Regions from separate parts of the Homo sapiens genome. Here all the other regions are linked to region 1. A link is a contact called in ENCODE Hi-C or POLR2A ChIA-PET data. All regions are on one chromosome and are shown on one strand. The core of a region is the stretch at or near the end of the contact, and the rest is flanking DNA. Distances in the headings are between cores, read along the strand shown. Region 1 overlaps KLHL29 (kelch like family member 29). Region 2 overlaps KLHL29 (kelch like family member 29). Region 3 overlaps KLHL29 (kelch like family member 29).

Region 1 (3,782 bases), core at 352-2,851:
CTCCCAGCCCCCATTGGTCCCAGCTTCTCTCCAGGACATCACAGAGGAGCTTTGGGGTCAAGCCTGCACCGTACCCACCTCCACTGTACCCACAGCTCCAGCGAGAGTGACGGCCCCTCCTGGCATCGTGTCAGGGCCAGGGCTCCGGGGGTTGACACCCCAGAACAGGCTCCGGCTCATGGCTGTGGACGCCTACCTTGTTGGCACTGGGAGAGTCTAATCCCGCCACGACTGTAGCACGCGCATGTGTTTGAAAACCTCCTTGGCAGGCAGGACCTCCTAATTTTTTCCACTTCTTGTGATTAGCGTTGCAGACTAATCCTAGCACCAGACTCAACACCAGCTGTTCTTCCCCCACTGCTTGTTTTTACTTACGAACCAAATCCTGGAGTTGCTGCCGAATTGGCCAGCGCCGCTCTGCTCCTCCCTCAGCCCGAGCTGCAGCCAGTCACCTATGGCATGACCTCAGATGAACTGTCTTTTCAACATGGCCACCCGTGTGTCCTTCACAGTGCCCGGACGGCACTGCTCAGTCTCAGGGGGCACGAGAGGGGCTCACTGGGTTCCAAAGAGGACTCCGGCTTACCCGCTGCAGCAGTGGGATATCAGCTGTTCCTGGAGCCAAACTGATCTTAGAAATTTGGTTTTGCATCCTTAGACACGAGACAGCCCTGGATACCACTTATAATTTTTTATGTAATATGGTATTTTCAGAATAAGATATGTAACATTTAGATAAGTTGTATGACAACAATGAAATGAACACACATGATCCATCCCACCTCTGAACTTAAGAGCTGAAACATCACCAGACTATTGAAACTGCCTGTTTTCCTGCTCCATTCATTCCAGGTCCTCTTAAATTTGGAAAGGGGTATGCAGAAAGAGCACAGCCCTGGTACCTCCTCCCTCTCCCCCATCCTGCTCCCACCGGAAAGATATGTTTTCCCCCAAAAAGGGTACCCCGCCAGTGTGCAGCAGCAGCACCCCCTCTAACCTTCAGCGGGGCCAGCGGTGGAGGGAGGGGAGGCAGTGCAGCCTGGGCAGGAAGCAAGGCCTCAGTGGCCTCCAGATTTGCAAGAGGGGCCAGAGCTGCCCTAGGGGGCCCAGGGACCACCGCTGTCTCTGCTTTGGAAATTTCTCTGGCATGCTTCCTCTTCCCCTGACTTCTGTGGCAATGCTTGGGGGAAAGTTATTTACTGAATGCAGACCCAGGGACTCAGACTTCTGCATCCATACATACCATCCATTTGCATTTCTGTGAGAGTCTCTCACATACCTGGAAGGCCCTAAAAACAAATCAGGGAGTGTGGCATATGGGACATTTGCCCTCCAAACACTGCAGCGTCAAGAAGAATTGCAATTGTCAGAAATATCATATTCCTGTCAAAAGCGCATGAAATCAATTCTGTAAATTGAGAAACATAAGTCACAGTTATATTTGTTCTGCAACCATATAAGAATCACGAGTTTCTCCTAGGGTAGGAAAAAAAAAAAAAACTATGAGCCCTTTAGAATGACTTAATGTCCAATCATAGCCACCTTTACCAGGCAGTGCTGTTTCTGTTGGCATGAGATTTCTGACTGCCTTCAGTCGGTGGGTATTTCCGCTGGGTTGGTTGCTTTCTTGGCAACTGCGATTACTTGAAAACGGGATGAAAGTAAGTGACTCCTTTTTTGTTTTCCTCCTTGGCAATCTCTCTGTGGTTTTGTGGCTGCCCATGTGGTTCTCTTTCCTTCCTCTGTCCCTCCATGACTAGAGCACCACAGCAGGGAGCCGAGGGTTTCCTGGGGTTGGGCAGTCACTCAGCCCCTCCCTCTAGCAGTGCACGTGCTCTGGAGTTCCACATACCTGGACCCTGTTACCCCGTTTTAGTTGCACAGGACTGCTGGGGGAGACGGTGCAATAATCATTTGGTCAAGATGAGCCAAGCCTCCTTTGGGCCGAGCACGGAGATCACAGAAATGGACTCCAACTCACCTCCACCCAGAGAGGCAGGGCCAAGCCTAAAAGTTTTGTAGGGATTTAGGGAAGGGAGGGAGCAAAGGGCTGGGAGAGCCAGGGAAGGTTCATTAGCCCAGGAGCATCTTTCCCTGCCTCCTAAAGGAATATAGCCTTAAGCTCTTTGGAGGAGAGGGGAATATTCCAGCTGGGCCAAGAGAGAGGGTGGCCTGAGGCTGGTGCGTGCATGTGACCTGAGGGGCACTGAGCTGTGAGCTGGAGGTGTCGAGTGGGCCTCAGCACTGAAGTCAGGGGAAACCAACCGTATGGATGCCGTTCTGAAAGACAGCCTGTATTACAGGAGCACCGGGTAGAAAGTATTCAAGGAGACAGAGATCTGTCTGGAACTACGGGAAGGGCTGACTCAAGATTTCTGGCCAGAATCCTAGGATTTTTCTTTTTTAATTTAAGGTGTGCAGCACAATGTTTTGATAAACTTATAGATAGTGAAATGGTTATTATAGTTAAGTGACTTAACATATCCATCATCTCACCTAGTTACCCTTTTCTGTGTGTGAAAAAAGCACCAAAATCTACTCTTAGCAAACTTCCAGCATACAATATAATATTATCCTATACACTGACAGTGAACACCATCCTATTCATATATTGGGCAGGGTAGGTTTGTTTGTTTTGGATGTAGAACTCATCACCAGGAAAGCAGGCAAGAATTCCCCGAAAATCAAGAAGTCTGAGATATGAGCAGCAGTAAATCTGTTTTCTCTGAAGTGCCAGTGTAGACTCCATTCTGCTGTCTCTACCTTGGCCTCCATACCGAGTGGGCTGGAGGCTGCGGCACCAGTGAGGTGCCCTGACATCCAGCTGGCTGTGACAAATCAGAACAAACACCCGATCAGGCAGGAGACTACTACCTGGGGGCCTCGCCCTGCCCTCCCTGCCAAGCAGGGAGCTCCAGGCCTTTGGGGCCAAAGGAAGCCCCTCTGCTGAGGCTCAGGAAGGTTTTCGGGGTTGGGGAGCAGACTGGAAGAACTTAGTCCTGCCCTGACCAACACCCAGCTTTCTCAGCGCCTTCGTTAGGACATTTAGGAAGGTCGGGGCTTCCTTCCACACTGAGAATTCTGCAGTAATGCAGATGTCCTATACTGTGCTGGCAAGTGCTGTTGAACACTTAGAATGTGGCACGTGTGACTGGGGAACTGAATTGTGAATTCTATTTAAGCTAAATTAATGTTAATTGAAATAGTCACATTGACGAGTAGCTACCATATTGGACAGTGTAACCTTAGAAGATTCAAGGCAGAACCTGGGTGAGGCCGCCCCTATGCCTCCCAAGACTGGGCGACCTGTCACTGTGTCTCTTTCCATTGCTGAAAGTGACAGAGCCTACGGAGCTCTCAGAGAGAAATTATCCTGAAAATCAGACCGAATGGCTGAACGCTTACAGATGTCCCTGCGACCGATCACGTTTCCTTTCGTGGCCATAAGAATTGTATTAAATATTAGGCATAGGAGGAATCTTACCAGGTTTTCCCTAAAGCCCTTTTCTCTCTTGCTGCATGAAGTTTCCTCTCCTGCAGCTGCCTGAGGAAATGGTTTCGCAAGACTTTATTATTTTTGGATTTTTTGGCATACTCACTGAAGCCAGGCCTGGGTACTCAGTTTCCATTTGATTTCTGGCTGCTCAGGGCTCACTCCTCCTGCCCATGCTGGTGGGATTTCTTGTAGGCCAGACAGTGGAATGGTTTAGAGCAGCCCTACCTCTCCCTTCTTTGGGGTGACTGGAGAGGAAATTGAGGGGCCAGCTACCACTGCTTACAGG
Region 2 (3,782 bases), core at 553-3,052, 49 kb after region 1:
CCTGAACTGCCCCTTCCCCATGGCCGCTGGCAAAAGCAACCGCTTTAAGACCCAGGGGAATAATTCATTTCTTTGACATAACCTGACTGATGCTGCCCCCATCAGATAGGGGCAGTCTGGTGGGTGGGGCAGGGAAGGAGGGAAGAACAGGCCTGAGTCCAGGATCTTGCCCGTCTGTGGGGAGAGAAGACGGGCACGAGAACCACGGTGATGTGGGATTGCAGCGTGCTTCATTCACTCGTTATTTACGGAGCCCTACCAGAGGCCGGGTATTGCCTGGGCCAAGATACAGCATTGAACCGAGCTGGCAGGTGGAGACTGTGGTGCCTGAGAGCAGGTCTCCGGGGCTGCGCTGCCTGGGCGTGAATCCTCCTCTGCCACTTTCTAGCTGGGAGACTTTGGGCCAATTGCTTGAGCTTTCTGTGCCTCAGTTTCCTAATCTGGAAGATGGAGATAGCCATCGGAACAGCTGCCTCACAGAATTGTTATGTAGATTAAATGAGTCTGTGTTTAGAAGCACTGCCCTTAGGGAACTCACACTCCAGAGAGGGGACACACAGAAATCTAAGTAAGTAAACTATATAGGCCAAGAGAAGGCAATGAGAGTGAGCGGGAAAGAAAGCAGAGAAAGAAGTTGCCATTTTACAATAGGATGGGCAGAGAAGGCCTCACTGAGAAGGCAACATTTGAGAAGAGGCTGGAAGGCAATAAGAACGCTGGCCGTGTGGATAGTGGGGAGGATGGGCCCGGCACAGGGAGCAGTGTGTGCAAAGGTCCTGAGGTAGAATGGGGCCTAAAGTGATGGAGCCGCTGCAAGGAGGCCAGCATGTTGGAACAGAGGGGCAGGGGGAGACCAAACAAGAGAGGGGAGTGAGCACCAGGGCCTCATGGGTCTTAAGAAGAAGGCCTTTGGCTTTTTCTTAGGGTAGGATGGGAGCCATTGCAGGGACTTGGGAGAGATGATCTGGCTTGTGTTTTAACAGGATCACTCTGGCTGCTGGGTGGAGAATACTCTGAATGAGGGTGAGGAAGGAAGGAAGGAGACGTGTTTAGGAGGCTGTGGCAGAAATCCAGCTGAGAGATGACAGAGGCCCAGGCCAGGGTGGACGTGGGAAGAAGTGGTTGGTGTTAGGAGGAAACACAGCTGCCAGCCGAGGAGGCTGAATGTATAAGAAGCATTTGTGAGTGAGAGACGAAAGGTCTGCAGGCCAGGGCTGGTCATGAGTCCAGGAAAAGATAGAGAAAGAAGAGCACTGGCTTCAGAGTCGGGCACAAGAGCCTCCTTCCAAGCACCACCACTTCCCCCAAGTGGCCTTGAGCAAGCCACCGCATCACTGAGCCTCAGTTTCCCCTTCTATAAAGTGGAGGCAGTGCTATGACACACGCAGTTTAAGTGACTTGCAGAGTAGCAGGCATGCTGTCGGTGCTCCGTAAATGCTCCCTGCTTCCCCTTTCTGCTGCCTGTTTGCAGCTGGGTAAGGAAGGCTTGGCGTCCTCGGGGTGGGGTGTCCCCAGGCCAGGAGGCTGACACCCGCAGAGCTCAGGGGTGTGGAGAGAGATGCAGGCACCACCTCGTGGTAAGCGAAAGGGGGTGCTGGCATCTCCATCTCTGATTTCATAGTGAAATTTGCCAGGCACTTCCTCTAGGCAGGAGGCCCTGGAGTATGGGGTGATTAGGCCCCGGCTACACTGCTCCTGGGGACGAGTCATTTCCTTTGTAGCCAGGGAGTGGGTGCCAGCCCAGTCCTCTTCTCGGGCGTGAAAAATACTGAGTTCCTTTTATTCTAGCCCCTGAAGGCCATCCTGATGGTGCCAGGTTGGCATCTGACACCAGAGTCCCCCCAGCCTCAGGTGGGGAACACAGCTTTCTCTGGACTCCCTTCCTCCCGCCTCATCCAAGGCCAGTCCTCTGCAGACCCCTTTGTTGAGCCCCAGACAGTGGGTGTCAGCCCTGCTCTGTGTGCCGCTGCAGGGCCAGCCCTCTGTAAATGGACTGCCTGTGCCTACAGACCGGGTTGGGCTGAGCCAAGAGCAGATGGTGTCTCCCTCCCTCTCCCAGGGCCTGCTGCAGCTGAGATCTGGCCTGCAGACAGCTCTCCAGACCCTCTCAGGGGCCCTGACCCCATCATCCCCATTGTCCTTAGGGTGCCCACTCCCTTGCCTGAGGCTGGGCTCTGTGCAGCCACACATGTGACTGTGGGCAGGGAATGTGACTGATGGGTGTGAGTAGGGCTTCCACCCAGGCAACTGGCAGGGGTGGCCAATGCAGTGTGTTTTCAGAGCTTAGTATGTCATCAGATACAGGGGACCCTGCAGAATGAGGGCTAGAAAAGATTGGGGCCAAGGGATGAGGCAGCAGAGTGACCTGGAATCATCAGGAAGACTTCATGGAGGAGGCAAGAGCTGAGCTGGAGGAGGAGTGAATCATTTATATCAAGATGTGAAATAAAGCTATTCCTGTTGTTTTGGGGCCTCAGGTGAGGCCCCAGGCTGTGCATGAAAGGTATCCGGCACCCCCACATTAGAAAGAGGAGCTAGACAGCCCCAGGGCCCGTCTCTACTCCCATGAGAAAAGCTTTGGGCTGACTATAGGGAGCAGCGATCCTAGAAGAGAGCTGGCCTAGGAGGGAAACTGAGGCTTCTCCCCCTCTCCCGGGGAGGAGCTCCCCACTCTACCAGCCCCTCAACCAGTACTCTGTGGGAGCTGCTGCTACCCCAAGACTGGGGTACCCCAAGCACTTAGAAGGATGTGACCTGTGTTCCTTGGAATTTGGGGGACACCAAGGCTGTGCCTGAATCTTACCAGGAAGTGTCCAGATGCAAAAGGCTCCCGGGGATATCTGGAACATGCAGTGGAGAGCGAGGGTTGTGCTGGTGGCAGTAGGACCAGAGTTGGTCATCAAGGGAGAGTTATGGTTGTGAGTCCAGAGTGGACACTGCACAGGGAGACAGACTTGAGCCATCTGGGAAGACCCTGCCCAGGAGGACAGCCTGCCAGGGTGTGAACCATCAGAGCCGCCTGAGGGAGCATTTCCAGCAGAGCACACACCCTCGTGGAGCTCCCGCAGAGAACCCACCACAGTGCCACAGCGGAAGGAGGGCCGGCACCGGGTCTCTGCACACGGAGGCTGTCTCTGCCCGTTTACATCACTCTGCTCACACCTTGCCCTTGTGCTCCCAGCCCCGCTCCCTGGCCACTCTGGGGAGGCTGAAGCAGCAGTTAGTGAGAAGGAGGCAAAACCAGAGAAGGGCGATGCTGCCATTCTCATTACCCGATTCCGAGCCTGGGTCCGGCCAGAGCTGGGGCAGAGGGGAGAGGCTGTGGACCAGATATGATAAGAGTTCTGATGAAAGATTGGACTGGGCTTTGGAGAGACCAAGAATGTGATCATGTTTAGGATTGACCTAGCCATTTACTAGCTTTGTGGCCCCACAGGTCACTTAAACCTTTACGTTAATTAAACCCCTCCCTGCCTCAGTTCAATTAAAGTACCTGGGGATTAAAAGAGCTGGTGCATGCACAGCCCTTGGTACGGTAGCCAGCACACAGTAAGTGCCCAGAAAGTGTTCGCTTTCCGTAGTAGAAGTGGTAGCAGTAGCAATAGTTGTGACAGCAGCAGTAGTACTTCTACCGATAGACATCGTGCCCAAAAGTGACCACCCCTCCCGCCTCCCCCGAGAAAAACCCCAAATGCTATTTGGGCCTAACAGAGTGCATGTGAAAAGAAGTAGCGGGAGGAAAAGATACTTGTTTGCTACTTACATCCTGCTGAGTTCAGCCT
Region 3 (3,782 bases), core at 515-3,014, 44 kb before region 1:
CATCTCCCTCTTCCCAAGGCAGCCTCATGGCCCCACTTGAGGCTCTGAGGTTCTGCCTTTAAGGGAATAGAAAGTTTTTCTCCCCAGCTCCCAGTGAAAGCAGCTGTTTCCTTGTGAGTGTCCTCCAGGTGGGAGACGGAGGGATTTTGGACGGGCACATTAGTCCATTTTACTCCTCAGGGTTTAAGTTAACAGGAATAGTAGAAGGGATCAACGTTGACCCAGAAAACTGGCCCACAGGCCTGCTATTGGGTAATGTACTAGTCCATTCTTTAGTTGCTATAAAGAAGTACCTGAAGCTGGGTAGTTTATAAAGAAAGGAGTTCATTTGGCTCATGGTTCTGTAGGGTGTCTAGGAAGCATGGCACTGGCATCCTCTCCTGGAGAGGCCTCAGGATGCTTCTAATCAGGGCAGAAGGCGAAGAGGGAGCAGGCTGTCACATGACGAGAGGGGGAGCAAGAGAAGGGGGAGGTGCCACTCTTATTTTTATTTTTTCTTGAAATAGGTCTTGCATTTTCACCCAGTCTAGAGTGCAGTGGTGCGATCACATCTCATTCAAGCCCCAATCTCCTGCCCTCAGTTGATCCTCCCACCTCAGCCTCTTGAATAGCTGGGACCACAAGCATGTCCCACCGTGCCCAGAAAAAAAAATTTTTTTCTTTTTTTTTTTTTAGAGATGGGGTCTCACTGTGTTGTCCAGGCTGGTCTCCAGTTCCTGAGCCCAAGTCATCCTCCAACCGCAGTCTCCCAAAGTGCTAGGATTACAGGTGTGAGCCATCATGCCTTACTGTCACAGCCAGCAGTCTCATGAACTGAGTAAGAACTCACTCATCACCAAGGGGATGGTGCCGAGCCATTCACAAGGGATCCTCCAGGGTCCAATGCCTCCCACCAAGCCCCACCTCCAACATTGGGGATCTCATTTCAACATGAGATTTGGAGGGGTCACACATCCAAACCGTGTCAGATGGGAAGCTGAGAAAAGTGACATCTGCCTCTGAAATAGTTCTGGGAACGTCACTGGAGGGTGACTGCCAGGTTCACTCATGCCATCAGCCCCGCCTTTGTGTCCTCAGTAATTTTTACTCTGAGCATAATCACAGCCCTCGTTGAGAGGAGCCACTGTCCCTGTTGGTCTTCTTTCTAGAAGTATCTCTTATATACTGATATACAGCAGTGCATTTACATTGTTAACTGTAAAAATGACACCAACACATTTAGAAAGGCCACCAGATAAAATAAAGAAAAATGTATCCCTCAACGCTGACATACTTACTGGCTTGCTTTTGGAACGTTCTTCTTTCTGTCTTCAGGTGCTAGAACTTTAGGAGAGTAAGTGGGCTCTGTTGAGGGACTCTGAAGACTGGTCACCCCCCCGCCCACACACACACACACATCCCCCAGCACTTGAGCTGCGCTTCCACATAACCACTTCCTTTATGCTGGGACTGTGGTTTCTTTGTGTGTTTTTATGTCTTTTCCATGTCTGGGTCTGGGTTTGCCTCCCCTGAGAGACCGTAAACTTCTAAAGAACAAGAACTGTGTTGTCTCCTTTTATAGGAGTGTATGTTTCATTAAAAAAAAAAAAAGTAAAAGTAAATTTTAAAAAACGTTTCTTGTCTATGCCTACGATGTTCTTATTGACTTGAGGGTTTAGACAGTGTCTCTGAAAATTCTCTGGCAAACACTCCCTGGCCCCACCATAAACAGCTGGTTGATGTAACCACACCGTAGCTCAGTCACCACGTCACAGGAGCTGTGTCTTCTTCTGCCCGGGAACTACCTGTCCTGTGTGACAGAAAAATGCAGCGGTTGCCAGCCAAGGGCCCACAGGCAGGATTCCCCTGAAGCTGTGGGACTTTGCTAACAATGCATCTCCCACATTGAGGCTTTTCAGAAATGCGATTGAAAATAGAAGTGTGGGTGCAGCATTTTCCTTCCTGCCACATGGGAATTCTGGGGAAAGAGCTCACCTTGAAGGAACAACCTTGCTGGGAGTGCAGTGGGGGGACCTTTCCCCTGGAGCCGGAGCCCCTGCTGGGTTCTGGCAGCCCCAGGATGCCCACTGAGCTCTGCTTCTCTGGGCACCCTGAGAAATGGACGGCAGCGGCCCTGACTCCGGGCTAAGGCAGGGCTTCAATTAAGCCAGAGAAACACGATTTATTATCAGCATGTTTTCAGTTCCAAGCCGTGCTTTGAAAAGGTCACCTTATATGAATATTTAGAAAAAGCAAGATCATAAAATAAGAGGGACTTGGTATTTTGTTTTGTATTTTTTTTTTAGAAGAAAATTCGGGCTCACTGGTAACTTACAATGGGCAAACTCTAGCACTTTTTATTTAACCTGCATTTACCCTTTAAAAATGGGGAGGAGGTTTTAGAACTGCATTTGAGGAGACTTTCTGTGTCCAGGGGATTTTACAGCGTTTGAAACCAGGGCAGTGAGCCTTACACCCGGGACCCAAGGTCCGCTTGCTGACTAAATGCCCATTAAAACAGCAAATGAGGAGGCCAGGTCTGCTTTGAAGAGCCTAGCCTAATTGTGTTGTATTTGTGTCAGCTGATGGCTACTTTTTTCATTAGGGACTTTTAACCTGTGGGTCATCTTTTGAAATACACATTCGATTGAGTCAGTTCTTCCTTTAAGACCTCAATTGGCTCTCCTTGCCCGAGGAGAAAGCTGGGCCCCTGACCCTCCCGCCCCGGCCCCTTGAGATCTGGACACAGCCTTGCCTCAGAACTCAGCCTGTCACCTCCCCTCCCCTCCTGTCACGTCCTGTGTCCCATTCCAGTCCCATAGTGAGGGGACTTAGTGGATTATATTGTAGGATGAGCTTAGTTAAAGATTAAACGAGTATGTTTATTCTTTATTTCACAGAGTAATTGTTTTAAAACGAATTTTATTTTTATGCTTAGTAGGATGGATTTTATTTAAACCCCCAGGCAGACTCCATTTAAATCTGTCTATAAATTGTATAGTCTTGATGTTTTTGTATAACTTTGATATACATTCTTTACAAAATCCCGGTTTTATTTTTACAAGATGAAGATTATACATTTTAAAGCAGTTATTTCGTCAGCTTTTTCTGTCTCCTTGTATAATCATATCAGAGGACTGAATAATGATTTCGTTATTTCATTTGCACAGTCTCTCGTGACTGCTAAGCACTCTGCTTGTAGTTCCTGTTTTTTGCTATTCCTCTGTTCTTGCGTTTTTTTCTGCAATCTCTCCCCGCCTTGCCCAGATCTCTTCCTCAATGATTTTTTTTTAAATTTTGTACAACAAATATTCCTCGGTGCCTCCTGCCCACCAGACACTATGCCAGGTGCCAAGTGTAGAATGCAGATTAAACAGCCAGGTTGTCTACCCCTTGGCACTTGGCATGGAATTCCGTGGCGCCTTTCCATTAAAGAGGGCTAAGGGCTGTCAGCTGAATTTGACAACTCGTAGAAACAGGAACAGTGGGTTGGGGGGGGGGCATTTATTTCTCTCGCATCTGCAGCCTCTGTGCAATCAGTTTGTCATCTCTGAAGACAAATTTATTGTGAATTAAATAAGATCACCCTTTGATGTCTCTTGAATGTGGCCTCTTCTCAGGCCTGGCTCCTTCTGGTAGAGCTGTTGTCTTTAGTTGCTGACATTATCAATAACAAAATCTTGGCCCACCCATAAAATTGTCCCACTTCCATAATCCTTGACCTCTTGTGACTGATTAGTAAAGCTCTGTAAAAAGGTTACCTGAAAATATATTTTATAAATACCGTGTATTATGATTCAGAG

The links. A loop is a pair of places that touch in the nucleus more often than their neighbours do. ChIA-PET counts read pairs that join two places held with the same protein, here RNA polymerase II (POLR2A). Pooled maps may share reads with other maps.
Region 2: a map of endothelial cell of umbilical vein shows a loop between it and region 1 (2.5-fold over the local background). The contact joins two enhancer-like sites. A Hi-C loop is called at or near these places in 4 of 168 maps with a recorded cell type or tissue (cardiac septum, endothelial cell of umbilical vein, naive thymus-derived CD4-positive, alpha-beta T cell and 1 more) and 7 of 50 pooled maps.
Region 3: a loop to region 1 is called in a pooled map, with 2.1 times the contacts of the local background. The contact joins two enhancer-like sites. A Hi-C loop is called at or near these places in 2 of 168 maps with a recorded cell type or tissue (posterior vena cava and transverse colon) and 3 of 50 pooled maps. POLR2A ChIA-PET finds 5 or more read pairs at or near these places in 3 of 52 experiments (AG04449, H1 and OCI-LY7).

Annotation. Positions count from the first base shown.
Region 1 is chr2:23,495,575-23,499,356 of GRCh38, forward strand. The region is part of intron 2 of KLHL29 (kelch like family member 29); the gene reads left to right. Among named protein-coding and RNA genes, the nearest start is that of LINC02923, 110 kb to the left of the region's middle. RefSeq lists an enhancer at 1,698-2,381. Within about 2 kb of position 1,602, at least 4 of the 41 ENCODE cell types and tissues checked have a DNase peak (open chromatin) inside an H3K27ac peak, as active enhancers do.
Region 2 is chr2:23,544,003-23,547,784 of GRCh38, forward strand. All of the region lies in intron 2 of KLHL29 (kelch like family member 29), which reads left to right. Among named protein-coding and RNA genes, the nearest start is that of LINC02923, 160 kb to the left of the region's middle. RefSeq lists an enhancer at 1,263-1,764. Within about 2 kb of position 1,803, at least 4 of the 41 ENCODE cell types and tissues checked have a DNase peak (open chromatin) inside an H3K27ac peak, as active enhancers do.
Region 3 is chr2:23,451,532-23,455,313 of GRCh38, forward strand. The region is part of intron 1 of KLHL29 (kelch like family member 29); the gene reads left to right. The region is part of intron 1 of LOC124907741 (a long non-coding RNA gene); the gene reads right to left. Among named protein-coding and RNA genes, the nearest start is that of LINC02923, 66 kb to the left of the region's middle. RefSeq lists enhancers at 859-958, 1,501-2,002, 1,579-1,638, 2,003-2,502. Within about 2 kb of position 1,765, at least 6 of the 41 ENCODE cell types and tissues checked have a DNase peak (open chromatin) inside an H3K27ac peak, as active enhancers do.